Regions from separate parts of the Homo sapiens genome. Here all the other regions are linked to region 1. Evidence: chromatin loops called from intact Hi-C (ENCODE). Cell type or tissue: mammary epithelial cell. All regions are shown on one strand. Region 1 holds the start of VSNL1 (visinin like 1). Region 2 overlaps VSNL1 (visinin like 1). Region 3 overlaps VSNL1 (visinin like 1). Region 4 overlaps SMC6 (structural maintenance of chromosomes 6). Region 5 has its middle 220 kb from the start of RAD51AP2. Region 6 has its middle 110 kb from the start of CYRIA. Region 7 has its middle 89 kb from the start of RAD51AP2.

What was found. Hi-C counts contacts between places; a loop is a spot of excess contacts. Peaks named below come from ENCODE experiments on the same cell type or tissue, not always from the same donor. Only the 100,000 strongest peaks of a DNase experiment are listed, where the experiment ranks them.
Region 2: a loop joins it to region 1, with 7 times the contacts of the local background. A loop is called at or near these places in 21 of 110 quality-filtered maps.
Region 3: it touches region 1 in a loop (4-fold over the local background); 8 of 110 quality-filtered maps call a loop at or near these places.
Region 4: a loop joins it to region 1, with 11 times the contacts of the local background. A loop is called at or near these places in 5 of 110 quality-filtered maps.
Region 5: a loop joins it to region 1, with 14 times the contacts of the local background. A loop is called at or near these places in 2 of 110 quality-filtered maps.
Region 6: a loop joins it to region 1, with 22 times the contacts of the local background. A loop is called at or near these places in 3 of 110 quality-filtered maps.
Region 7: it touches region 1 in a loop (6-fold over the local background); 2 of 110 quality-filtered maps call a loop at or near these places.

Annotation. Positions count from the first base shown.
Region 1 is chr2:17,538,337-17,542,336 of GRCh38, forward strand. It overlaps VSNL1 (visinin like 1), which reads left to right and starts at 2,360. Exons shown (of 4, transcript NM_003385.5): 1 at 2,360-2,582. RefSeq lists an enhancer at 665-784. In mammary epithelial cell, a CTCF peak has its summit at 2,189; DNase peaks (open chromatin) are centred at 725, 1,485 and 2,205; H3K4me3 peaks cover 4,000 bases; H3K27ac peaks cover 4,000 bases.
Region 2 is chr2:17,644,534-17,648,533 of GRCh38, forward strand. All of the region lies in intron 2 of VSNL1 (visinin like 1), which reads left to right. LOC124908054 (a long non-coding RNA gene) reads right to left here. Exons shown (of 2, transcript XR_007088658.1): 1 at 1-4,000. Among named protein-coding and RNA genes, the nearest start is that of VSNL1, 110 kb to the left of the region's middle. RefSeq lists an enhancer at 1-451. In mammary epithelial cell, a CTCF peak has its summit at 1,726 (motif pointing right); DNase peaks (open chromatin) are centred at 998 and 1,708; H3K27ac peaks cover 1,390 bases.
Region 3 is chr2:17,618,563-17,622,562 of GRCh38, forward strand. All of the region lies in intron 2 of VSNL1 (visinin like 1), which reads left to right. Among named protein-coding and RNA genes, the nearest start is that of VSNL1, 80 kb to the left of the region's middle. In mammary epithelial cell, no CTCF peak of the experiment used is centred here; DNase peaks (open chromatin) are centred at 1,909, 2,489 and 3,419; H3K4me3 peaks cover 330 bases; H3K27ac peaks cover 3,041 bases.
Region 4 is chr2:17,671,143-17,675,142 of GRCh38, forward strand. All of the region lies in intron 25 of SMC6 (structural maintenance of chromosomes 6), which reads right to left. Among named protein-coding and RNA genes, the nearest start is that of SMC6, 81 kb to the right of the region's middle. In mammary epithelial cell, CTCF peaks have their summits at 93 (motif pointing left) and 1,908; a DNase peak (open chromatin) is centred at 1,919; H3K27ac peaks cover 423 bases.
Region 5 is chr2:17,300,869-17,304,868 of GRCh38, forward strand. No RefSeq gene overlaps it. Among named protein-coding and RNA genes, the nearest start is that of RAD51AP2, 220 kb to the right of the region's middle. In mammary epithelial cell, no CTCF peak of the experiment used is centred here; DNase peaks (open chromatin) are centred at 2,363 and 2,803; H3K27ac peaks cover 1,989 bases.
Region 6 is chr2:16,771,676-16,775,675 of GRCh38, forward strand. No RefSeq gene overlaps it. Among named protein-coding and RNA genes, the nearest start is that of CYRIA, 110 kb to the left of the region's middle. In mammary epithelial cell, a CTCF peak has its summit at 1,591 (motif pointing right); a DNase peak (open chromatin) is centred at 1,596.
Region 7 is chr2:17,427,547-17,431,546 of GRCh38, forward strand. No RefSeq gene overlaps it. Among named protein-coding and RNA genes, the nearest start is that of RAD51AP2, 89 kb to the right of the region's middle. In mammary epithelial cell, no CTCF peak of the experiment used is centred here; a DNase peak (open chromatin) is centred at 1,735; H3K27ac peaks cover 1,830 bases.

The DNA.
Region 1 (4,000 bases):
GGCATGCCAAAAAAATTAAACAGCAACAAAATATTAGAAGCTGAAAAAGATAAAGCTACATAATAGCTGGATATTAAACATTACAATATCGCATTTAGGACGCAAACAGCGCTGCAGTGCAAATGGAACTTTAAAAAATCTGCCCGCCCACGTAGACAAAGCTACTTTACAAAAGCGCACGCGTCGATATCAATCGTACCCTACAACAGAGCATGGTTTAAAGTATCAGTGTACATTTTTTCCTAAACACAAGTTGCAAGTAAGTTATCTAAAATCGAACACCGCCACGAAAGAGACCTCCAGGGTGCAATAAATAGGTATATCTCGTTGAAGTGGAGAAATGGCATCATGACCCTTTGGGTTGATGCAGATTACAGTGCGGAGGCTGTTCTCGAGAGAGAAACTAGAACTCAGCGTAAAATGCTGTAGTAGGGGAAATCGACCAAAGACGAGATTTTGAAAGCCTTTTGAAAGTCGTTTTTCTAGCTAAAAAGAAAAAGTGACTTATTCAGGACTGACTCCCCCTGCCAGTCCCAGGAAACAGGAGCAGCCCGGCGCGCCCGGGAGCCCCGCAGCGCAGTGCGCACTGCGGCTCCAGAGCGAAGGGCTGGCGCCCGCCAGATTCTAAACGTGCTCGGCTGCCGCAGCCCGCCGGGGCCGCGCGCCGTGGTCCGCGCGACTCCGCGCTCCGGGTTTCCGCGGTCACCAGCACTGGCGGAAGAGCCCTGCCGAGAGGGGACAGCCGCGGGCGGTGTCCCGGGAGTCCCGAGAGCGCGCTCCCCCTTTGCGCAACCTTCCCGAGGCGTCCTGCCCGGGAAGCCAGTTCCTGGGTTCTGGGCTGGCTAGGTTGGCAGCGAATGAGGCTTAGGCATCACTGCCTGAGGCCCTCACTTAGCATGTCGACAGCCACAGACTTGTCTGGCGGAGTTTCTCCTGGTGCCCACTTAAGTAGTCTCAAGTTTGTTCAAAGCTGGACTCCTCGACTTGGAACCAGGAGCAGCTGGAGATTTGTCAATTTAGAGCTCATTTGCCACGGGAGACGCTCTTGGTGTCCCCAGCACCGAAGGGTAGGTCAACTCTACAGTTTTCCTGAACATGATAAGGTGTGTGAAGACGCTGTGCAAATTGTACAGCGCTCTGCTTAAGGAGAACCTCGATCTTCATCTCGCCCCCAGAACTTCCCTCCCTTGAAAATAAAACTCCCACCTGAATGTAAAGCCCAGGAGGGGGTTTTGTTAACCGCACTTATTCCCAAAGCATAAAGGAATGTCTAATAGTTTTGCAAATGCTTCCATGAATAATTGTTGAATGAGTTCATGTACAACATACACACTTGAGGAAAACTGGTCTGGTTGGGAACATCTGGGAATTCTCCTTGCTTTTCTGGTAGGGAAGCGACCGACCAAACATTTATTGGGCACTACTCCTTGCCAAGCCTTCTAGGCTTTGGCAGGCCAATGGGGAGCCGGGGGGAGGGCTGGCAAACCTGTTAGTTGTTCAAGGACACAAAGGGGGCTTTATAAGATGGCCTAATCAGAGCCCTTAAACGTGGGTTCGCAAAATGGTTCATTCCCGCCCTTTCACCCACCCCCTCCCACCCCAGACGCAAAGCATATGTTAAAAACACTTAAGTGCATACAGAAGGCGCTTGGCTCAGGGTACACAGGGCAAGAAGCCTCGGATCCCAGCTCCCTTTAACACACATTTTTTCAACGCCGTTCTGGACCGAGACTGTCCGGGGCACTGGGTGCTGCAGGACCCGGCTCCCAGTACTCCTAGCAGAAGACCCTCTGATGAAATGGCCCATGACAAAATGACCACCATAACCGTTCCTTCAGTAAGCCAGGTAGACGTGCTCACAGCTTGCTGGGAAGTCTTCTTTCGGAGATTTCTGCAGTTTTCTCCTTCACCTTACAGCCTAACAAAGGGTGGGCCGGGGGTCGGCTAGGACAGAAAGCAGCGGGAAAAGCGGCTCCACGTGTTCCATCTCTGGCCTCGGCCTTCAGCCCCCAGGTTCGGTAACCACTGGGCGTGGCGAGTCCGGGTAACCCGCAGTCCCTCGCGCCCGTCCAGGTGCGGGTTGCTCCGGTAGCCGGACTCCCTTTTCCTATATACTTTCCTTTTGAGCTTTTGCTAAAATCTGGAGACGTGGAATCCACCCGCGGAAACTCCGAGCCCCTCCGACTGAGCATGCGCCATCGCCAGGCGGCTTTTGGTCACAGGCTCCCGAGTTCTCCTAGCTGGGGCTGCGGAGCTGGGGGGAGGGAAGAGAGGAAAGGGGAGGGGGTGCCTGGAGAGGCGGAGGCTCGCGCGCCTGCGCATCCAGCTCCAGGGACCCTAGGTTTTCTATGGGATTCCCAATCTGCAGCAGAGATTTACCCGAGCGTGTTGCGGCAGCGGCTGGGCTTGCAAGGCGCGATCCAAGAGGGATTTAAGCAGCCCAGAGCTCCAGAGAAAAAGAGAGCGAGAGAGAACCACACACAGAGACGGCTTAAGCGTTTACCCGAATTAAATATATATTTTTAAAAAGAACTGTTGAGTTTTATCATTTTCGTTAAGTGACCGTGCGCAGCGCTGTAACTGTAAGTGGAAAATACAATCTTCGTTGCATTTCTGCATGTGTAGTGCAACCAACTGTCAGAGAAATGCTTTGGCTATTGTCACATACTTTGCTTTGCATAGATGCGTCTAAATGCATGGGGACAATTTCCTTGCTTAATGCTGGCGATCTGAATGTGCTCTTAGTCCATGGGGGATCTTTTGGAATATTGGGGGTGGGGGAAGGGGGAGTGTTTATATGCGGCGTGTTTGGGGGATTGTCTTAGACTAGATTTAAGACAGGTGAAACTGAGATGCTTTCTTAGTTTGTCTTAGACAGATTTAAGTAGCTAATTGACCGATTGTGAAGTTTTCCGGTTGCTGATAAAACTATTGAGCGGGTACAGTCGAGTAGCAACCTGTCATCCGTGGGATTGGTGCACCATTTTTCTCACTGTGGAAGGGCAGCAAAGGTGTTTGCTAAGTAAAACTGAGTGGATGAGATTGGTATGGAAATCATGGTTGATCTCTGAGCGGGATGTTAGTGTTTAAGATCCACGGAGTCAGGCGCAAAATGAGCACATTTCTCTCAGTATTCAGAAATGAGTAGATAATTTTTTTCGTCTTTGATTTTTGTCACAATGGTGAATGGGCAGAAAAGGGAAAGATGCTCTACTGCACTGTCGATTTTGAACGGAGTCACAGGCTCGGTCGCTGAATGGGGACTGTCAGACCCAAACTAGTTACCTGCCTTTGCATTCCGTGTTCGCCATCCGGAATCTGGGGTTAAAAAATGTAAATCAAGGTGTGTTACATTTGGTAGTATTTCTTTAAAGGATAAAAGGTCGTTTTGTGTTTTGAGTTAAAATGGGTTGTTCCTTGCCCAGAAACTGGAAGAAGGGTCTTTGCAAGGTCAAACCCCGGGTGGAAATCAGAATGATGAATACCCTCAGGGGTACAAGAATGTGTACGTGGAAGGAGCGAGGAGAGGCTGATGCTCCCTGCATGGTGGAAATGATGAGTGCTCCGCATTGCCTGATCAGTGCCCTGTGAGATGCCAGAGTGGGAATCCATTTTTCTAGAGTTGCCCTCCTGTCCGTATTTTGGAAACTAAAATAAAATAGAATTGTTGGTGGTTGTGGAGAACACTAAGTACATACTATTTGTGTATCACTTTCCAGTTGAAGGCAAGAAAAGCTGGGGAGTTTTATTTCTACATATTAATATTTATTTTAATTTCTAAAGGAATTTCAGGTTGAGACAAATTTAAAATGAAACTCTTGTGAAAACACATTTTACCCCCACTATCATTTAAACTGCCTACGTGTGTTTGTGTGTGTGTGGTGGGGGGGAGTAGGGGGTGATCCTACATCATTGAACAACTTACTTTTGAATGCACTCTCATTAAGCCTTGGGTATTTAATAACCCCAGAAAATGCTGCACTGAAGCAGGTTGGCAGAA
Region 2 (4,000 bases), 110 kb after region 1:
TGTGGGAGGAGAAGGAGACTGCAGTTGGTGCTGGGAAGAGCCAAGGCTTTGACTCAGATGGCACTGAGTTTGATCCTCCTGCACCCCTTAGTGATGTGACCTCATGCCAGTTACTTACCCCAGAAAAATGACCCTCCTGCAAGTCCTACCCTTGCTGAAAGAATCAGCTGGGGTGGCCTGTGAGAAGGACCTGCTTAGAGCCTTGTTCCACGAGACACACTCATGAAACAATAACTACTGTCTCAGTAGCAGGGCCTGAAGAGGTAGGTACAAGACCAGGTCATCCAGAACAGGCTAGAAGCCACTAGCTAATTCCAGCAGGGTAAGGGGAGATAACCTTGGAGGTTGAGCAACTGTATTTCAGGGTGATTGTATTTGTATATTCATAGGCCAGGCAAAATAGGCCTTTGAAATTTGAGAACAAAAGAAACAAAACTGACCCAAGTGAGGGTGTTTTAAAAGCAACTATGTCTTCTGCGGGATTGGATGGCAGACCTCTCCAAGACTGTGAGCAGCGGAGCAGTCCAAGAATACTCTTCTGGTTTTTTGAAGCCCTATTTCCTATCAAGAGCTCTATTTCCAGCAGACTAATGGGCAGAAATCTATTCTGAGGTCTGAGGGCTGCCCAGTGTTAGCCAGGAGCTGGGCCTTGGGCAGAGCCCTGGAGAGAGGCATCCTCCGAAGTAGCCTTGCTGCCACCCCTCCTGACACAGCACATCAGCTGTTGCATGGGCAGGGGTGAGTCCTGGCCAAGGCCTTGCTTGTGCCCACCCCACCCCCACCCAAAGGTTGGGCTGGAGAACTTCTTGGGGAGCTGCCTCCTCCATCACATTGAGGCAGTGAACCAGGGATCTTTGGAGGGGAGAGATTCATGTGGGAAATGCTGCAATATTTTCTCTGGAAGGATAAGCTATCCAGGCAGCAATGGTGCTGGGGAGGGCTGGGATAGGGGTGCAGAGGAAATGTGTCACTGGAGAGAGGCACAGTGTTTGTAGATCATCACTCAGCCTTTCTGTGCCCACGCTGGGTGGGGCCCTGGAGGCCCAGAGGCTAATGTGTCTGGTTCTCATGCACCACCTCTTAGAGGAAACAAACATTTTGATATTCACAACTAGATAGATTACTGAAAAGAAAGAAATGCAGAGTGGGGCCCACTGTCTGTAGAAAAAGCTCCTGCCCTGGCCAGGAGGAAGCTGGTTAAACCATGCAAAGACTCCTGTTGTCTGCCTGGGGAAAGAAAAGACCTCAAGTGTTTCCTGGGGTTTTCTTCTGCAGGTTGTTCGGTTCAGGGACAGGGTATGGAGTACAACCGGGAGCAGTCAAGGTCTGTGTAATCCCAAGAAGTCTCAGACTCTGAAACTCTAGGCTATGATGAAGAACAATGAATTGTCAGCAGCCTGTATATTAGGATGGGGGGAAAGGACCACATGCGAATATTTTAAAGCTTCAAACTGACAATATCATGTCCATTACTTTTGTTTGCAGCTCCATACACTTGTAATTTATCACAGTAAAATTTTATACTTCTTTATATGGTGGTTTGATTAATGCCTATTTTCCCCCACTCCTTAATGCTCTATGTCTTTCTTCTATTTTATTGCCAGCACCTAACACTGTCCTTGACACATAGCAGCTGCTCTCAATGTTGAGTTAAAGAATGAGTCAGAAAATAACTCAGTTAGAATCTCAGTAATTTCCTTGCAGTACATATGTGCTGCCAGAAGGTGGCGAAAATACTCAGAGCAGAGAATTTCAAGCTTCAGAGGCAATGGATGCTAAGAATTACATAATGCAACACATTTGGTTGCTTCATCAAATGTGGAGTTAAGTTTATTTCCTCGGCTAACACTTGATTAAGATAAATCTCAAGGTGTGGCAGAAACGGTCAGACAGATTTGCATTCAAATCCAGCCTCTGCTGCAGACAGCCAGGAATCTTAGGCAAATGCCTTTGACCTTTCTAGGCTTCCACTTCCTCATCCACAAAATGGAAAGTACAATGTCAGATTTTGTTATGAAAATTAAGTGAGAGAACACTAATACACATACACACACACATATACATATACATATGAGTGTGTATATACATTTTTAATTTTTCAACCTCAAAGTTCTTTGTATCTGTCATATTATTTATAGATTATTACTGCCATCGAATATTACTTCCATGTCAAAATTTAATACAAGAATTGAAACAAAATACATTGAGTTAAAAAGAAATTGAACAAGAGTACGCAAAAAAAGAAAAATACTGTGCTTTTCAGGCCCTGTTGTCCTCCAGGAGAAGTAAATCTGAGTTCAAGACCCTGAATTCTTCCTAAGAAATTGAAGGGAATGCAGCTTCATTTCTCTGTGATGATCCATCTAGAGTTGAATTATTTTGTCAAAATAAGGAGCATGTCCCTAGTTAGAAAAACTCAAAGCACTCAGAACATGATAGGATAAATTTCCTAAAGGAAACAACCCCTCCAGAAATTTGAAGGCTCTTGAGCACACACTCAGTTCTAAAGTAAACATGTTGGTTGTAAAAGTCAGTATATAGACCTTCTGCAAGACACATGTAACTTTTATAGCTCAAAATTTACAATTGATTTTTCTCTCAAGGTTTTTTAGACCTAAATTAATTTTTAATATACTGACCCAAGGTGCCCAGTTATTTTTAGATAAAACTGTCAACTATCCCTTAACCTAAAAGTAGGCTGTGAGACATAAGATAGTTAAAGCATTACAGTGCCAGAAACCTACACGAATGGAGGTTTCGTGCCCACTGGTCTCATGCCAACTGCACATAGAAATGCTGGCGGGTAAACAGCACTAAGGGGACTTGGGAACCTGTCCAGGGGCTCGCTCTGCTCCACTCCAAGTCAGTTCACAGGTGCCAGCCCCACCCAGGCCCCTAATCACAAGGCAGATGAACACATCAGCCAAAGTACCCTCTAGAAAGGGACCAGGACCACTCATGCATAAGGCACAGGAGGAGCAAACTTGCCTATTTAGAAGTTTTCAGATTCAACATTGTTTAGTTCAAAACTCAGCGCCTGGCAGCCTGTCCTCAGGTACCAAGCACCTAAGTAGCATTGGGGGGTGAGGGGCTGGGGTCATGCTGAGCTGTTCAAAGAAGAAGGAAAGTCCTTCCCTCTACAACTCCCTCCTTGAAACTAACAGCTCATTTACTGAGCTTTAGTAATACTTTGCCCTCTCCTCTGTTCTAGTTCTTATCAAGTAACATGACCAAGTCAATTTTGAGTAAAGTCCCCCCATTAACTGTGCAGTCTCGGAACACAGAGACCTCGAGGTATTGCTCTCTGAGTCCATAGCACCCAAGACGAGGCCCGACATGAATAAGAACGCAGTGAATTCTGACGAATAATGAAAAATGAAGGATAAGAGAAGTGAAAGATATGTTTAGGGAATGAGGGAACATAAGAGAACATTGTCCTTTGTAACCAGGAAAAGATATGTTTGATGAAAAAAAGAAATGGGTCTCAAATGTTTATTTCGTGAGATAATAAAATGATTGTTGTCATTTTAAGCCACTAGCTTTTGGGGTGATTTGTTATATAGGAATAGTCTCTGGAACAGATCATTGTGCCTAGCAATGGGTACTACCAAAATATAAGTAATGGGTACTTTCCTTCTCCTGGAATGCTTGGCTGTTCCCTGGGCCCCATGTATAGAATCCTTCTGTGTTAAAGCATATCTTATGTCTGGAGGGAAATTTTCTACCTTCCAATGTGCTTCTAGGTGCAGGAGGAGTGGGCAGCAGAGCTCTGCAGGACCCAGGTCAGGATGCACAGTGAGAAAGACGGACCGAGGGCTCCTCGAGGTAGATAGCCCAGAGTGGGCAAAGAGGCCATCTGTATGAAGGCTGCTCACCTGGTCCACTTAGCAGGTGCAAAACTTACGAAGGAAAAGGGATATCAATGAGCAACCTCAGTAATCTTCTATAGACCTTGTAGTGCTTGCCTATAGAGCCCAGAACCCAGATTTATTCATCCAGA
Region 3 (4,000 bases), 80 kb after region 1:
ACAGACTTCAGGGGTTCGAATGTAGACATCTCTGAGGGGAGAGCATCATTCTGCCTCCTCTGCCCAGGTTCTGTGAATATGGGCCCTCAATAACCATTATTGTAAGAGTAATAATAATATTTCCGACAGACTGAGCACCTAACATGTGATAAGCACTCTGCTAGATTTTTACACATATTAACTGATTTAATCCTCACTAAAGCTCTACAAGGATGCCTTAATTATCCACATTTACACATGAAGAAATTAGACATGAGGAGTTCAGTGAATTGGGCCAGTGGGCTTAGGTAAGGAAGGCAGAGGAGGGAATGGCTCCAGGCATATGTTTTTTCCATATGTCACCAGAAAATTCCCCCAGCACTTTGGTCCTACTGCTGCTTGTAATCATTCTCTCATGATCCAGTGAATCAGTGGTGGGGTCGGGGTTGGGAAGAGAAGCTTCCAAAGAGAATCTGACAGTCAGGGGCGAAGGAAGAGAGCCAATACTGAATAACCACTGTGTGCCACACGGCAGGGGCTCTCCCAGGATGCTTCACAAGCTCCTCACAAGGTCCAAGAGGCTGCCATCTCCCCAGTTTTACAGAGGATACCACCAGTGCCCAAAGAGGTTATGCAGCTTATTTGAAGTAATACAGCTAATAAGTAACACAACTGAAATTGGATCTGGTCTTCTCTGAATCCAGAATCAGCATTCTTCCTTCTTTTATCTGTCTTTAACCAAGTTACCCACATGGTGGAGGCCTGGGTATAGGTAGAGAGCGGGCAATCTTGGTCCATCTTCTCAGCAGGCTAATTTTTCTTGGAGATTGAGGGGTGGTTTTTTAAGTTAACTAACTGATGGGTTTTGCAAACACATTTCAGTTTTTAAAAGGAGACATTTTAGGGCACATAACACATATTTTACATGAATATTAACTCAAATGCGAAACTTCAGACTCAGCAGCCCCCGAGCCTTCTGAGGTCTCAGGTATTTTCTACTCTTAAGGGTGCTTTGGTGGAAAGTTTGGGCACTGGACCTCAACTTGTTCAATTTTCCCTTATTTGCCTTTTTAGAAAAGGCAGCTTCTAGGCAGGAAAGTAGAGAAACCAGGTCACAAACAGTATTAGAACTCATGGTCCTGACTCCCCATCCAGGGCTCCCTCCTTGTGCTCCATCATTTGCCTCCCTCCTTATGCATTTCCTCACCTGAGGAATGAGGGTAACGTATTCATTCACTGAATAAAGATTTATTGGGCATATACTATGATCAGGAATGGTACTAGACACCGGGGATTCAAATAATTTGTTTGTTACAGTCTTAAAAAAAAAAAAATGCAATCCCCCCCCAAAAGGCCCCCAGCAATGTTACAGGGCCATTCTAAGTGATTACAATAATGTGTGGTGGAGTCATGCCCAGGGTCTTGAGAGGGCATAGGGGAAGGGCACTTGCCCTAGCTTGGAGTTCAATCTTTCTATATGAACTGAGTGCTAGAGCATCTGTAAGAAAATGCCAGGAGATAGAAAGCATTTGAGAGGGAGGCCTTCCTGCAATGGGGAAAGCATGGAGGTAAGAAATTACAGGTCATATCCTGGAAGGCACATTGGGAAACACAGAAGTTCATTTTGCTCATGCCTAATGTGTCCGTCAGGCAGAGAGGGTACCACTGTATGAACGGGCAAAACCCTGGAGACGTGAGCCAGGCCCTTCTCATGGGGATCCAACTCCAGAAAGTGATGAAAAACCAGTGAAGGGTTTTAAGTAGCATGGGTAGGATGGCTTCATGGAATTTTCTAAGTGGTTCATTCTGGAAGCAGTCTGGACAAGGGATTGGCAAAGCGAGAAGGGCAGGCTAGAGGCAGAAATACCAGCAGGAACCTGGAGGGTATCCAGATGGGAGGTGCAGGGGCCCCGCCTCCTCATTCTCAGGGAAGATCTGCTGTGCTTTCAGTGCGCCTCCCACGTGGAAGGCTTCTGGATGGGGGACTCGAGCTGCCTCCAGCCCAGGATTCCTCACCCACAGACGAAGCCTCTAATTAAAACAAAGGGGCCACAGTAGAATGCAGTCATCACTCTTCCCCTGAGAAAGTGGGTGGGAAGGTGAGCATTATGCTATTCATGATATTATCTTTTGAGAAAAAGAATTCCACACCCACTATTGTCTTTTATCGAGTGACGCTACAAATTGATTCTAAGCCTCAGAAATAAAAGAGGGTATAATATAGTACAAAAAAAAATTGCAAAGATCATACAACCTTCATCTGCTAGTGTAAAACAGTACAGACTAACCCCGATAAATTCAGAAAAAAAGTAGAATGAAACCTCTCAATTTAAACTCACTGGGGAGGGCTAATTTGAATTTTACATTGTTTCAAAGGAATGCTACTTCTTCCTCTCACATCCAAGCATAATAAAACCTTAAGAGAATATTTGTGTAATCAAATGCTGATGAGTAGAATAAAGCAAGTTAATAGGAAAACTATAATAGACTTATGGTTACATAATGGTGAGTCATGAGCAGTATGGTCATTTTTATATACAAGAATGAACTTGATGAAGGAAAGCTACTTTAAAAACAATACCTAGCATATCACTTAACAGGGAATCTCACCAGGCAGCCCTATAAAAATCAGCAGTTTCTTTCTCTAAAAATCAACAGTTTCTTCCTTCCTTCCTTTCTCTCTCTCTTTCTTTCTTTCCTTCTTTTTCTTTCTTTCTTTTCTTTCTTTCTTCCTCTTTCTTTTTTTCTCTCTCTCTTTTTCTTTCTTTCTCCTTTTCTTTTCTCTTTTCTTTTCTTTCTGAGACACAGTCTCACTCTGTCACCCAGACTAGAGTGCAATGACACAATCTCATCTCACTGCAACCTCTACCTCCCGGGTTCAAGCAATTCTCCCACCTCAGCCTCCCGAGTAGCTGGGTCTACAGGCGCACAACACCACACCCAGATAATTTTTGTATTTATTGGTATAAACAGTGTTTCACCATGTTGGCCAGGCTGGTCTCGAACTCCTGACCTCAAGTTATCTGCCCGCCTCAGCTTCCTAAAGTGCTGGGATTATAGGCATGAGCCACCGTGCCTCTACTCTTTTGTTTTATTTTTTAATAGAGAGGAGATGTCATTTTGTCACCCAGGCTGGAGTGCAATGGCACAATCATAGCTCAGTACAGCCTCGAACCCCTGGGCTCAAGCAACCCTCTTGTCTCTGCCTTCTGGGTAGCTGGGATTATAGGCACTTGCCACCACACTTGGCTAATTTTTTTGTTGTTGTTTCAAATATTTGTAGAGACAGGGTCTTGCTATGTTGACCAAGCTGGTATGGTACTCTGATCCTCCAGCCTCAGCCTCCCAAAGCAATGAGATTATAGGAATGAGCCACCGCACCCAGCCAAAACTAACAGTTCCAGGGGAGCGTCCTGATTTTTAGACTGGATTCTTCTGGGCTGCTGGGAAGATCCTGGTGAGTCATAATGAGAGAGGCTGGGCTGATAGTGAAGTTTGCCTCATGTCCTCATTCTCCTCAATTTTTCTGAGTCCCTCTCCTTGCCTTCCTTTTCCACTCATCTATCACAGACATCAAATCCAGAGGTATTCCAAAGCAGGCAGCCTTCTACTAGCTCATCCTACAAATTTTACCTCTGAACATGAACATAAAAATCTTCAGACTCTATCTCAAAAAAAAAAAAAAAATCAGGCTGGGCATGGTGCCTCACGCGTGTAATCCCAGCACTTTGGGAGCCCTTGAGGTCAGGAGCTCGAGACCAGCCTGGCCAACATGGTGAAACCCTGTCTGTACTAAAAATACAAAAATTAGCCAGGCATGGTGGCGGGTGCCTGTAATCCCAGCTACTTGGGAGGCTGAGGCAGGAGAATCACTTAAACCCAGGAGGCGGAGGTCGCAGTGAGCCAAGATCGCGCCACTACACTCCAGCCTGGGCAACAGAGCCAGGCTACATCTCAAAAAAAAAAAAGAAAGAAAGAAAAGAAAGAAAGAAAAGAAAGAAAGAAAGAAAGAAAGAAAGAA
Region 4 (4,000 bases), 130 kb after region 1:
GGATTACAGGTGTAAGCCACCACACCTAACCCTGAAACTTAAGCTTCAAACATTTAAAAGTGCTGAGATTTTTTGTTACTTGAATTATAGTGACACCTAGTGGTTAAGCTGCATTAAAAGTGATTACTGAACGTCAAAAGGACAGAAATCAACTTTAAAAAGCTTACACTGGCCAAAGAAATGCATTGAAATATATCTTTTAAAAGATTTAAAGGATTGCTTTAGGAATCCTTTAAAGGAACCCTAGAAGTTCGAGACCAGCCTGGGCAACATGGGGAAACCTCATCTCCACACACACACACACAAAAATACAAAAACTAGCTGGCCATGGTGGCATACTCCTGTGGTCCCAACTACTTGGGAGGCTGAGGTGGGAGGATTGCTTGAGCCTGGGAGACAGAGGTTGCAGTGAGCCAAGATCATGCCATTGCACTCCAGCCTGGTCGACAGAGCGAGACCCCGTCTCAAAAAAAAAAAAAAAAAAAAAAAAATTTCTTTTGTATTGTATTTATTTTGAATTCTAAATAAAATCTTTTAAAATTTAAATAATTTTAAATTTCTTTTAAAAGCTAAATAAAATCTTTAAAAAATTATTTACTAAATAAAGGTCCATGGAAACAATAAGAAAGCAACTAATAAAATTAACAGCAAATCATTCACACAATTTCCTGAGAATATACAATAACATTAGGAAGGGTTCTATTTTTTTGACAAAATTCCAGATATACATATATGCATACAAGGTGAAAAAAGAGCAACAACTAGTTTCATATCAATAGCAGACATATAGCTTCCAATACTTTTCAATTCACTGTTTGAAAAGTGATACTGCTCTCAAGTGAGCATTCATTTATTTTTTAATATTAACATTATTAATATTCTAAGGTAAATATTCCAATTCTAAACATACTCTAAAATTTTACACCTATCATAAGTCTAAACAAACCAAACCAACAATCAAGCAAATAAAAATTCCCATATAAAAAAGCAAGAACTAAATACCAAGATGCAATCTTGCCCCCACACTGTATTTTGCACCAATTTAATAAATGAAGCCCCAAGTAAATCTGGGGGATCTAGCTTTTACCCTCTCATCTATTACTAACATATCATGGAACTTCAGTGTCACTTTCCTTATTAGTAAAATGAAGGCCACATAAATTAAAGATTCTTCTGGTATTCTTTTGAAAAACAGAGATGACAACATCAGAAAGTCTAGCTTGAGTTGTTTTGTATAGTTAGCTGTGGAGATAAATTATTCAAGCACTTCTAATACTTTTTTTTCTCCATTTTTTTATTACAGTAATAGTTTTTATAAAGAACACAAAAGTGTACAACTCAATTTTTACATGAATACATACACACACCTGGGTAACCACTACTGAGATCAAGACACAAGAATATCCCCAGCATCTAAGCAAACTATTTGTATATTACCATCCCTGAAAAGGTAACTATTATTCTGATTTTAATCACCCAAAATCACTCTTAACAGTTTCTGAACTTCATATGTAGAGGTTACACATACTCTTTTGTACATATACTTCAGATTTATATACACTATGTACATCCTTGTAACTGGCTTCTCTCACTCGCCATTGTCAGATCATCTATGTTGTGTGCAACAGCAGTTTGTTATTTTCATTACGGAACAGTATGTCGCTGTTTGAATATACCCGAATTTATCCATTTGACTCTAGGTAGACACTGGGTTTCTCAGTTTTGGGCTATGATAAATAAAACTTCTTTGAACATTTTCAAATATATCTGTTTGAGAAAATAAGCACTAATTTTTTCTTGGGTTTATGCCCAAGAATGGAGCTGCTTTAACAGACATCGACAGAGAGGTTTCCAAATTAGTTTGACCAAGTTACACTCCCACAAGCAATATATGAGAGTTGCAATTCCACATCCTCACCAGCACAAAATATTGCCAGTCTTGTTCATTTTCATCATCATCATAACGGTGTGACAGTAACTTACTGTGGTATAAATAATATTTCTCTGATGACTAACAGCGCTTTTTCATGTGTTTACTCACCATTTAGATACTTTAAAGTGGTTTCTATTTAAGCCTTTTGACTATTTTAAATGTGATGTCAGTCTCTTTCTTACTATTTTTTAATTCTAGGTAAGTCTTTTGTTGCATGTATGCATCACAAATATCTTTTCCTAGTCTGTAGCTTCTTTTATCACTTAATGTTACTTTTTGATGAAGTTCTTAATTTTAATAAAGTCCAAATTATCAATCTTTTCTTTTGAGTAGGTTGCTTTTTGTGTCCCATTCAAAAAAACATGAAGACATTCTCTTCCTCTAGAAGCTTGTTTTAAATTTAGGTCTATGATCAACTTCTAAATTACTTTTTGTATATAAAGTTAGGGGGTCAAACTTTGCTTACTGTTTATTATTTAAAAAAAAATTTTTTTTTTTAAATTTTTTTTTTGAGACAGAGTTTCGCTCTTATTGCCCAGGCTGGAGTGTAATGGTGTGATCTCGGTTCGCTGCAACCTCCGCCTCCCGGGTTTAAGCGATTCTCCTGCCTCAGCCTCCCGAGTAGCTGGGATTACAGGCATGTGCCACCATGCCCAGCTAATTTTGTATTTTTAGTAGAGATGGGGTTTCTCCATGTTGGTCAGGCTAGTCTCAAACTCCCCACCTCAGATGATCCACCCACCTCAGCCTCCCAAAGTGCCGGGATTATAGGCATGAGCCACCACGCCCGGCCGCTTACTGTTTATTTTACCAAAAGGATATCCAACAATTTGAACCTAACACCATTCATGAGAAGACCACCCTCTTCCACAGGCTTGCAGTGGAGTCCTGTCATTACATATATGTATGATTTATGCACACAGGTAAGGTCCTCCTCAGGTGTCTATTGTTTCATTGCTATTGTACATTTGCTTTCTACTCTCCAATTTCTGCTCTTATATCACTGTATCCTTCTCTCTACTTGAATTTATAATAGGCTTTTTTCCTTTTAGCATCCTGAGATAGAACTTAGATCATTAATGTTCAGCCCTCCATTTTTACTAATGTATATATTTAGAGCTATAAATTCCCTTCTGAGAAATCCTATGGCTGTATCATACAAGTTTTGATGTTTTCTTTTTATTGTTGTTTGATTCAAAATTATCTTCTAATTTCTATTTGATTTCTTTTTTGACCTACAGATTACATAGAAATGTGCTGCCTAATTTTCTAACATTCATTAAGTTTTAAGGTTATCTGTTATTTCTAATTTAATTCCACTTTACAATATATTCTGTATGACATCAATCCTTTGAAATTTGTTGACATTTGCATTATAGCCAGGAAATGGTCTATTTTGGTAAATGTTCCACATGTACTTCAAAACAATATACACTCTGTGGTAGTTTGGCACAATGTTCTATAGTTCTGCCAATTAATTTGGTTGTGTAATTTAAATCTTATATTGCCTTACTGACTTTTAATCTGATTGTTCTATCCATTATTGAGAAAAGTTTATTAAAATTTCCAACTGTAATTGTCAATTCTTTTACTTTGCCTTTTAGTTCTCCCAATTTTTATGTATTTTGAAGCTATGTTATTAGGTATATACAAATTAAAAATTTTTTAAAATAACTTTTATAACCATGAAATGGCCCTTTTGGCCTCTAGTAATATTTCTTGCATAAAGTCTATTTTGTTATTATTACAGCTTAACCAGCTTCCCTTTGGCTAATGTTTTCATGGTGTATCTTTTACCATATTTTACTTAGGATCTTCTCTGTCCTTATGTTAATATTTAAGGTGTATTTTGATAAACAGCATACAGTTAGTTTTTGTATTTTTCTTTTCAGCCTGTTTTTAATTTAATAATTTAGTGCACTTACACTTAATGTAATTGCTGATATATCTAGATCTGAGCCATGCATCTCCTTTCAATTTGTTCCATATGTTCTTTATTTCTCTTCCCTTTTTGCCTTCATATAATTGAGTATTTTTGTTTTCCATTCCTTTTATTTGGTCTCTGTT
Region 5 (4,000 bases), 240 kb before region 1:
TCCTCTCCTCAATCCTCTCCCCAGAAATGTCTGTCCTGTGGTCCAGCCTTGCAGACATCCCCTGCCTTCCCTCATATCCAGGATGCCTACTGCTATGGGCCAGAGTCACCTCATAGAAAGGACGTTAATAGTCACCATTCCAACTCTCAGCATGATGACATCCTTTCCTCTCTACCATTTCCAGAAATGAACAGCCAGCCCTTGCCTGGTAGCCCCCTACCCTGGGATGCTCCCCATCAGCCAGCATTGGACAGCTCTGACTGTCAGTGTCTCCTCACTGGTCCTGGTCTTGCCCTCAAGGCTGCACAGAGCTGGGCCCCGTTTCTGGCCAAGGAAGGTCCTTCAAAATGGTGCAATGTGCTCTCAAACTCCCTGCCCCAAGCCATCTTCTCCAATGTAATCTCCCCATTTCTTAAGCCACTCCCCACGTAACTAAATCAGGACTGCCCAGAAGGCAAGAACAATGCTCCCCTCTCTTGTCCTGAGTTTGGCTACTTGAAGGAAGCAGCCACCAACAGGCATGGCACTTCACCTCCCATTCCTCCTGATGCTCTTCCCATAAAACCTCAAGCCCTGATTTGGGCTTTCAGGCTTTGTTGTCTTCCTTTATCCCAGCCTGAGAGCTATCCACTTCAGAAGTCTCATTCCTTTCCATGCCCAGGTTTCCACTTTCCTCAAGGAAGCAGTCCCTCCTCCCATTCACCTCCCCTCTCTAACAACTTCCGTTCAGATCCAAATTACTTCTGTTGAGCCCCTCTAGCATTCTTCCTCCCATTCACCTTCCCTCTCTAACAACGTCCATTCAGATTCAGATTAGTTCTGTTGAGCCCCTATAGTATTCTTAATTCCTCTTGCAGCTCTAGGATTCCTGGATTAGATACTCACAACTCATCTATCCAAAGCCCACTAGGGAGCATTGCCTTAAGGAAAAGAGAGTCCCTTTCCTTCCCAGCTATGCAAATATTCTCTCCACTCTATTTCTTTAAACCAGGCCCAGTCCCATGGATTTCTCCATAGTAGGCCAATAAAAATGGGTATTGGACATTCCATCCCCATTGGTGGTAAATGTCTCCAGCCTCCCCCATTATTTTATACTCCTTTTCTACTTCTGAAGCTATTATTCATCTCTCAGTATCCCAACATCCAGAATCTGCCCCACACTAGTTATTCCTTGGAATAAGGCCCAGATTGGCCTTTCAACACAGTTCTAGTCTTCTTTCTCTGACAAGGTGTGTGTTCACCCACCCTACGGTGTTAGCTCCCCTGCTCAGCTACCCTGCAGTTTGGACTGAGAGGTCATCCATAGCACCCCTATGCATGGCATCCAACACTGCCACACAGATTTGAGTCCCTTTAAGCTGTGACACCAAAGGAAAAACTTGTATGGAAGTTATAAGCAGTTGTCCTAACAGGCTTCTTTAGGTCAGTGGAAGCTTCTCACTGAGTTTCTAGCCCTTGTTCTTTGCTGATGCTATTGCCTGTTTTCCAGGCAGATAGGCTAATTTCTGAAGCCTAACACAAGGGCAAAGTACCCACTGTGCAGCCAGAACGACTAGCCTCCCCCTCCTCATGATTAGCCTCAAGGAGCTGCTATGCATTCTGCAGCTGCATTTCCAGGATGCAGGCCAGAAGGGCTGACAGCCACTTAAAGAAACCTCAGCATGGCCAAATGGGAGGTCCTCTCATTCACTATGTGTAGATTAGTTACACCTAGTGATATTTGGGCTAGAACTTTTTGTTTTCATTTTCAGAGGTAAAAATCACCTGATTATCAAAAATATACATGTAGCATTTTAAACAGTAGTCTAATAATAGTTGACGCATCACACAGAAGACATTAGATATAGATTATGTTCTGGAATTTTAGTCTAATCATAAGTCCCTATTTCAAAATATTTAGCTGAAAACCTAGGCAAGAGAGTAAGGGTCTATGGGAGGACAAAATGAAAGCAGAGCCTTGATGTCTTAAGCAGTTTCATCGCTAGAAGGGCACATGTTGTTACAATTTTTAGTCACCAATGTAATATTGGCTCATTGAAAAGAAAAGGAGAAAAAAAAAAAAAAGACCAGTGCCTCATCTCTTTATATACAGCTCATCACCTAGAGATTGAGTGTGCCTTAAATGTTGATGCCTCATCATTAGCATAGCCAAACCTAAAGTAGGTGCTTCTTACATGGTCACTGAATTGATTCTCTTTGCTTACTTAAATAGCGAATGACCCAGGACTAGAGGGTGCTTTGCTGTTATTTTTACCTGAGTTTACCGGACTTGACTCAATACAAACCTGTGATCAGCCAGACTACCTGGCTGTGCCCTTCTCCATTGCAATGTATGATCTGACAAAGGGAAAGAATCTATTTTAGGATCTCCCACATCCGCTGTGGTTCTGAGTAATGCCTGAGACTTGCTATCTAGCAATTAAGCAAGAAAATATGAGAAATCATATTTACATTTTCCACACTGTTGAGCTTCCTATACCTAACCTTGAACACTTAATACTATGCTGCATTATGATTCATCGAGGAGCAATGGTTTTATTTATAAAACTAGGAAACAAAGCTTAACTCTAAGATGGCTATCTTAAAAGAGAAAGGAGAATAAAATATGCATTTGAAAATTGTCATTGATGAAAAATGAAAAACAAACTATTTCTGTTATGAAAGTGAGCGTTTCAGATCTCTCTTTTCTTGCTTCCTAAACTTCACCAAAATACAACAATGATCCTAACTTTTTATTTTCATTGGACTCATTCATCTGGGAAACCCTTGACCTAACAGCCACATGCTCAAAGTCTAGCCTCCTTCCAGGTTCAGCTTCCATACCACTTTTTCCATGGAGCCTTCTCTGCCCAGCTCTGCCTTGCCCTCCTTCCTTGTGCTTCTCATCTGCCATTCAGCTTGCCCAGTGTCGGCATACTGCTCCCAATATGTTAGTTTTCTGCCACTATTCATTGACATCTCACATCTTCCCTCCAAACTGAGCACTAATTCAAGGGTTTATTTCTCTGAACTATAGCCCAAAACATTGTAGTCACTCAGTCAGTAGACATTGTTGACATATATTTCACATATTGTGTTTATTGTATTTCACTTATGTATATTTAGGATGCAGCATTTAAAGATATCCAGGCCAGGCACAGTGGCTCATACATGTAATCACAGCACTTTGGGAGGCCAAGGTGGGAGGATAACTTGAAGCCAGAAATTCAAGACTAGCCTGGGCAATAGAGTGAGACCACCACCTCCACAAAATATTAAATAAAAATTTGACTGTGTGTGGTGGCACATACCTGTAGTCCCAGCTACTTGGGGGGCTGAAATGGGAGCATTGCTTGAGCTCAGGAGTTCAAGGCTGCAGTGAGCTGTGGTCGCATCACTGCATTCCAGCCTGAGCAACAGAGTGAAAACTTGTCTCTAAATAAATAGACAAATAAAGATATCCGATTTTCTTTAGAACATAAGGCAGAAGAATGGCTACTCTTATTGAAGGTAATATCCATTTGTTTGTTTGTTTGTTTGTTTGTTTGTTTGTTTTGAGATGGAGTCTTGCTCTGTCGCCCAGGCTGGAGTGCAGTGGCACGATCTCTGCTCACTGCAACCTCCGCCTCCTGGGTTCTAGCAATTCTTCTGCCTGAGCCTCCCAAGTAGCTGGGACTACAGGCACGCACCACCATGCCCGGCTAATTTTTGTACTTTTAGTAGAGATAGAGTTTCACCATATCGGCCAGGCTGGACTCGAACTCCTGACCTCGTGATCTGCCCGCCTCAGCCTCTCAAAGTGCCGGGATTACAGGTGTGAGCCACCACACCCGGCCTGTAATATGGTTTTTAAAGGGTTGCCTGTTTAACTTGGGAAACCTATTTATAATCAAATGTTATTTTATGCATTTATGGTCAGTCGACCCAGAAGAAGACAGGACAGGCATAGACAAGGATGAGCGGGGTATGATAGTGAACTGGTAATTTCGGTAGATGCCATTTTTAAAGCTCTTTTAATGAT
Region 6 (4,000 bases), 770 kb before region 1:
ATTAAAAAGAAAAGAAAAAATGATAGGCAACCACGTGGCCTCTAAATGCACTACTTGAATCAAAATCACCTTGAATCTTTGTCTAATCAGTAAGTGCAGAGTATCTGCTATGCCTGATGGAGATTCTGCTGCAAAGCTGTCAGGGATGGGTCAGGAAGTCTGTATTTTAAATAGCACAGATCCTCCAGAATCCACAGGGGATTCTGATGGACAGCCAGGTTTGGGGACCACTTATGCAGATACAGGATGTGAGATCATTAATAGTATCATTGCATCAGTGTTACAAGTTGTCAAGAATGGGCTTCCCCCACCTGCCTTCATATACCTGCCAGTATCACAGGTGTTGCAGGAAGAATGAGCGCTGCTATAGATGCAAAAGTGTGCCTGCAGCTCTGTGGGCCCCTTTCTGCTCTCTGCAGCTGATCACCTCTGGGGACAGGGGAATTGGATGACCTTAGAGAAAGCTCCCTTGTACTCTTGTGCTTTGAACATTTTTTTCCCATGTATGTCCTCAAGTTGCCTACGCATCTTGTAAAGTGCAGGTCTTTGGGGTCCATTCTAAAGCTGAAATTTCCAAAATGGAGCCTTCCCTATGATAAGGTATGAGAGGTTATTGACACAGGCGCTCACTATTTGATACGCAGGTGTTTAATATTTGATCGAAGGCAATACTTCCCAATGCCTGGATGTTTGATCTCCAGTGCAGCCTGCTCTCATGATCCATTAGGGTGCAAACAAACATTAGAACTTGTAATTATATTTTTTATCTCATCCACTATGTAAAAAAAAAAAATGAAATGGGTGTGGCATCAGCAATGGCACAAGCATCCCCTTGCTCTGAGCCCCTCCCATTTCTCACCTGGATAAAGGCAGTAGCTCCTGACTGGGCTCTGCTTCTGCCCTTGCCCCCTGCCCCACAGTATTCATCTTCTCTCACAGGCACAAAGGATACATTTAAAACATCAGTAGGGTTAAGCCACACCTTTCTCAAAGTCTTCTGATGACTTTATTTCACCCAGTTAAAGTCAAAGTCCTTAAGGCCCAATGCGATCTGTCCCTCTGTGTCCTCTCTGACTTCCTCTCTTCCCTCAGGGGTGGCTTACTCCACTGCAGCCACAGAGGTCTCCTCTGCTCCACAAACATGGCAGGCACACCCTGCTCAGAGCCTTTGCGCTGGCTGTGTCCTGTAACCGGGGGCCTGAACTGTAAACACCCACGTGCCTGACTCTGTCACCTCCTCAGGTCATATTTAAACATTATCTTCTCAACCTGCCCCAGTTACCCTCAACCCCCCTTACATAATGCATGGCACATGCCAGGAACTCAATCAATTCACTACATAATATTTATTGAAGAATTGATTGAATTAATAGCTATATTTTACATTCAGTGAATAATATACTGAAGTTATAATGCATGCAACTTAGCGATAAATCACACATATTTAGTTAGATGGTCAGTTTCTTTTCTTCTTTTTTTTTTTCCTCTTGGAGAGAGTCATTGAGTCATTTAATGAACATTGGCTCAGGTGTCTGGGAAATGATTCTCTGATAATCTTCGACGTGTTTCTAACTGTGTCCAGGAGATGGTGCTCATTCCCAACAAGACACGCCGTAGCAGGCACAGGGCTGAGCCTCTCAGTCTTGGTGCTTTTTCGTCTTGCTACTTTTGTCATATGAGGAATGATAGATGGCTCTGGTACCATTGTGTGACTTAGCCATGCTGGTAATTGAATAATTGTACCCCCAAAATTCCTACCTCTGGAGAAGGACTTGAGATCATTGTTTTGCGGATGTCAGCTGCCCGTGCCAGGACTGAGTGTATATTGGGGGGGACTCCCTGTGCCCCAGTGGCTCTGCAGCCCCTTTTGTTAGAGTGCTCTTCCCAGTGTAATGCCACAGACCTTCTCAGGGATCCTTGTGCAAGCAAGACCTATTGCCCTTGTAATGGCTGTTGCTTGCTAAGTACTGGTTACCAGCCAGGCACTGGGAGAAGCCCTTTATGTGCAGAGTCTGATCCTCTCAACCTCCTGGAAGAAAGAGATTTAGAGCTTCATTTTACAGAGAAGGTAACTAAGGCCTCAAAAGATTAATAGCAAATGACATGGAGGGGTTTCTTTCCCAGTAAAGCAAACACAGAAAGTCCCTGTGCTGCTCTTTCCCCTGTGCACAGAAGTCCAAGAAACTAAGAACTCAGAGGAAGGCAAGTTCAGGTTCCATATCCTCCAGGAGTTCTGTATCTGGTGAGAGGGAGAGAGACAGCCACACAGAGAAAGTCTATTTTCAGGCAGCTTGGAATATGTGTTGAGACAAAAATATGGATAACTTGCCAAGGGGGAACTTCATTCAGTACCTACAAGTTTCCATGGAATTTTTTGTTGTCTTATTTTTGCTTTTGCTATTAGAAAAAAACACTGGTTCCCAACTCCTCACGTGAAATTTTCCAGATTAGTGATTTTTACTTGGGATCAAGCTGAATGCAGAGTCTGCTTCAGTGGGTTGGGAATGGAACCTGGGACTCTGAATTTCTAATCACCTGTCATGTGATGCGGATGCTGTGGGTTCAGGGACCCCAATTTGAATAGGAAGAGGTGAGAGAAGTGAATGGCCCAAGGTCTGGCTCATGACTCATGAGCTAAGAATGTTTTTTTGTGTGTGTGTGTGGTTGTTTTCAAACTATTTTTAAAGGGCTGTGGGGGAAAAGAAGAAAGACTATGCAACACATGATATGTGGCCCACAAAACTTAAAATATTTACTATCTGATCCTTTACAGAAAAAGTTTGCAGACCCCTGGGCTAAAGTAAAACTGTTGACCTCTTAATAAACTCCTTTGGAAGAGCAAGTTCTTTTTAATGGTGAGTTTGGAAGAAAGCAAGGCATGCTCAACTCCACCCTTTCTCTGGGATTTCCTGCCTGCAGGGAGCACAGATTCTGGGAGCCTCTTGGTAAGAGTCTCTGTGGAGCCAGGAAGGGGCCTGCGGTCTCCAGTGTTACACTGATGGCATCAGTCTGTCTAGTGATGTATTCAGGAGCCCACATTTCCGTAGACTTAGGTCAAACTCTTCAAACCACCTTATCAATAAAAAGGTTTCTATCTGCTTGATTCTTATTTCTGTATCTTAGTGATTCAGAGATTGAGTTGGAAGGGGAGGAGGAGTGCTCCTTTAGAGCCTCCCAAGCCCCAGTCTTTCCTATTGCCTTCAGGCATTTGTTCTTTGTGTCTGTGTCCTTGTTGGACCCTAGGGCAAGGCTTGCATTCTGGGTCTGACTGACAGATACGTCTTCATGCGTGGCTGCAGACCCACCATCGCATGCTACCAAATAACTCCTGTGTCAGACCATGCCAGTGGCTGACTGTCATATCAGAGGGCTCATTGCCAGTCAGAGTTAGATCTCTGAGCTAGGAAGCTGATGTGCATCCTGGGCGCAGGCAGGCCTTCCCCAGTCTGCAGTCTTCCACATGCTATCTCTGTATGCTCCTCTGGGGAGCAGCCGTCAGCTGCTTTGCAACAGCGGGGCCAGAATCAAGGGAAAGTGGGCCTGATTTCACAAAAGCTGCAGCCATATATTTTTTACTCTTCGAGGTGTAACTATGGTAATGAGATCAGAAGAAAAACCCTCAAATGCACATGGCAGTTTGGGGTACTGGAGAAGGGTTTAATTTTAGAACCTGAGCCTTGCTTCATGGAACAAAGAGCAGTGGAACGGGGCTTGCCACAGAGCTGCCACAGGTGCCTCTCCTTCCAGGACTGCACAGCCTGTCTGATAGCAGGCAATTTTTGTGTTCATCAGTTGTGGAATTTGTTTGGCTTGTGACATTCGTCTACTGCTGCAGCTATTGTGACAAGGGTGCGCCATTAGAAAGTCATTCTGTTGCGGCAATTTTCAGGAGTCTCAACCGAGCAACAAAATAACCGAACTCAAGAAAATGCAGCTGTTCTAATCATTCCATATTTAAACGAGGCAATTTATTTGCTTTCATAATTCTTACCACAAACTC
Region 7 (4,000 bases), 110 kb before region 1:
GGCATAAAAACACAAAGGAATGCTAAGAATATTTAGCATGATTAGTATGCTCCAAATGTTTTTGGCATTGCTCAACAAAATTATAAAACCTGCTCTATTTTCAGTCTTCGATATAAAAAAGCTCTAAAAACAAAGAGGGCAGCTTATCCTTCTTGGGGCCACCAATTTTCTTTGTATTTTTAAATGCTCATATGAATGTAATTTAGCAGTTGTTGCTCATTTTCAGGATGTGAAAAATAATGACTAGCAATAAACTTTTAAATGACTGTATTGCCATGATTGAAATACTTGTTATAAGGAGTTATTGGGGCATACAACTTAAAACAGATTGCAAAGCAAGTGTGTAAAGCCCTACACATTCATCAGTGACTTCATTGGCTATATCAGTGGATAGCAGAACATTAACATGAGTTCCAAAACTATAATCTGATAAAAGTCTGTGAAGAAACAGAACTGAAGTGATCAAAGCTCTTAAGAACTAGAGAACTATATAGTTAACAGAACACTGGGAACTTTCCACATACTACATTAATGGATGATCTATGATACTTCTGATTACTTTCCCAGGGACCACTCACTAGAACACTTAAACACTAAATAATGTTGTGCTTTATTATTACAAAATACTAATAAATTGTGTGAACATATTCCACTCTCAAGTACTAGAAGCTCTACCAGTAGCGCTGAAAAAAACAGTACTGTGACATCAAGACATGATTGAGTTCACTTGGAGTTGAGTAAAGCAAGACATCACTTGAACCTCACTGGAAGGGCCTTGTCACATCCTGCTGAATTTTAGTATAGTTAAGTATCAAAACCTACTGTGTTAAATTTAAGCCTTCTACAATAACATTTCTTCCTATTAATTTGCTGTTTTCTCCCTAGACACCAGGACCAATGATTTGTTTTATTCACCTGAGTCTTAGACCCAACATGACAACCAAAAGGAAGCTTCTTATAGAGACATGAGACTCTTTAGAAATCTGAAAATCCTAACTCAGTCCTAAAAATAGAAATTCAACCCTTATATCAGTTATTATAGTCCACATGCCAGACTGACAGTATCCAAGGAGATAGTATTCAACCTATGTAATTGCCAATAGGAAAGCCATGCTTCTGACTTCACTTGTTTGTTCCTGACAAGATTTTTTAACTGATCTCCCATACATACAGTTCTACTTTGCCCTCATATATTGTCCTGGCATTCTCAGTATTGTCTAGAAGCTTAAAAAGAAAAAAAATCTATGTTTGAATCCCAACGACATTCTGCTAACCCCTTTCTTCCATTAACTGATATGACTACTTTCTTATTGAAAAATTCATTCTCACTTGAGAGCTGTCGCACGATAAGGAGACTGAACAGAACTGTTAATCCACTCTCTTCCATCAAGATAAAACATTGAGTTTACAAATGCCTTTAAACTGAGAGGACCAGTGTATTTCAGTGAGCATTGTTATAATTTCTAACTACTGCACTGTCCCATCTGAACTTAGAAGTTCAGTCATTAAGTGTCAATTGAAGTGAAAAATTACTGGGACCATGTAGACCTAAATCACACAAAAATAATAAACTTATATCTAGTTGCTCCTATTGTACTATGCTCTATGGCAAAGACAGAATAACAGCACATTCCTTAAATGTTTCTATGTTGGGTGTGCTCCCTGTGACACACAGCAAAGTTTCTGGACGGGAAATTCTAAATGTTTTGGGCATGCTTCTGGCCAGAATCAACATGTATAAAATGAGTAGTTTCCCACTTCACCCCAGAGAAAGAGAGAAACACCTGATCTATATTTGGCAACTGTGGTCTGTGGCTTATTTTGCCATAGGAATGATGAAATTGTTTTTGAAAACCAACATTAGTAACTATACCCAAAAGTGTACTAAAAATGAAACAACTGTAGAGTATATTACAACTTGGTTTCTCTATAAAACTTGAAGCTTTAAGAACTTTGCAAGGCTTACCCTCCAAGGCTTCACAAAGGAATGTTTCACCCTCCTTCCAAAAGGGCTCATGCAAAATGACTTTGGAGCGCAACATATCCATCCTATGGAGTTACCTGCTCTACTGGAGAAATCAAGAACCCAACCAACCTTTTTAAACAAAGGAGTAATGTCAGGACTGTTTCTCTAAGCCTGGTATCCTTTGAGAGAGTGGCTTGGAGTTTCACCTTAGCCATCAAAAAAGGGCTGTGTTCACATCTTGTAAGGACCCCTCCAACTGTATCCCCATCTATTCAAAGTTTATCCATGGCTTATCAACCCCAAACTGAAGAAAGTTGGCAAATTATGCTGCACTGAAGATAGTAACTTATTTATATCAGCTGGTAGGCATCCTTGCAGGGAATTAAGAAATAAAAAATAAACAGGATAGTTTTCATTTAGATGTAGAAGCAATGCTTATGAAATGCTATAAGCAATGTAGCCTTAAAAGGATGCATCACAAATGTTCTCACTGGGATGCTAAGAAAGTATTGCACTGCAGTGAGATATTTAAGGGAGCCTACACAGATCCAAATTTAAAATGGAGTGTTGATTATAGTCAACAGGCAGAAGAATTGTAAATGCAAAACATTAGATGTCCCATAGTTGCCTTTTAAAAGCTCTCTGTGCTCTTTCCTTTGCCATATTTTAAGTTGTTATTTTCTTAGGTCACCTATTCCTTTCCCCTCTGGTGCTAAGTAATGATATTACAGTGCCAACATTGAAAGTGCATGTGTTCCTAAATGCTGACGATAGAAATCTCAGAAATATAAAAAGGATAAAGTATTTATCTCCCCCTGTAGCTCCAGAAAAATAATATTATTCTGCCTCCTAGACCTAGTTTTGATAAAATGGTGAATGGAAAACATCTATAAAAGTATCAATCTTATACTCACAAAACGTGGAAAAGTGTAATCTGTTATGGATGTTATGGAAACTGTTCTTGGAAGTGTTATTTGTACAAAGGAGTCTTTTAGGACACCACAGAGTCTTTCAAGATTACTGAGTAACAGCTGCAATATAATCTGTTAGACTAAGTTTGTGATTCATATCATTTGTCAATATTTGGAATATTTGCTCTGGTAAAAATATTCAAATTAGCATCCTTGTTTCCTAAAATATATAAATACTAGTGTGGTTTTTGTTGTTGTTTTTGTTGTTGTTGTTGTTGTTTGAGGCAGAGTCTCCCTCTCTTGCTAGGCTGAAGTGCAGTGGTGGGATCTCGGCTCACTGCAACTTCTGCCTCCTGGGTTCAAGTGATTCTCCTGCCTCAGCCTCCCGAGTAGCTGAGACTGTAAGCGCTCTGGCGCCCAGCTAATTTTTTTTTTTTTTAGATGGAGTCTTGCTCTGTCGCGCAGGCTGAAGTGCAGTGGCGCAATCTCCGCTCACTGCAAGCTCTGCCTCCCAGGTTCACGCCATTCTCCTGCCTCAGCCTCCCGAGTATCTGGGACTACAGGCGCCTGCCAAAACGCCCCGCTATTGTTAGGAGAGACGGGGTTTCACTGTGTTAGCCATGATGGTCTCGATCTCCTGACCTCGTGATCCGTCCGCCTCAGCCTCCCAAAGTGCTGCGATTACCGGCGTGAGTCATCGCGCCCAGCCGTGATATTTTTAAGTCAGAAGAGCACCTTGAGCATTCCATTTTTCCTCCCTTTATACACAAATGCAACAGTAATACCATGAAGATGTTGAATTCTTTATTCAAACAAAAAGTTACAGATTATTTGCGTCATTTTAAATCAATCCTAGGACATTCTGAAATACAGTTAAAAAAAGACAAAAATCCTAAGACTATGTACTTTTTAATACACAGAGGGAAGATAATCACTGTTAGGTAATAATATATTTAGGGAAGACATACTTAGCACCTTTCTTGAAGCCTGAAATTTGAAGCCTGGAAGTTCAGAAACTCAAAAAAGAACACAACTTGAATCCCTCTCTCATATTTAACTTGAATTCTCAACACTTATTTGCAAAAACCATGTGCAAATACATGTGCAAATTAGAAAGCAATGG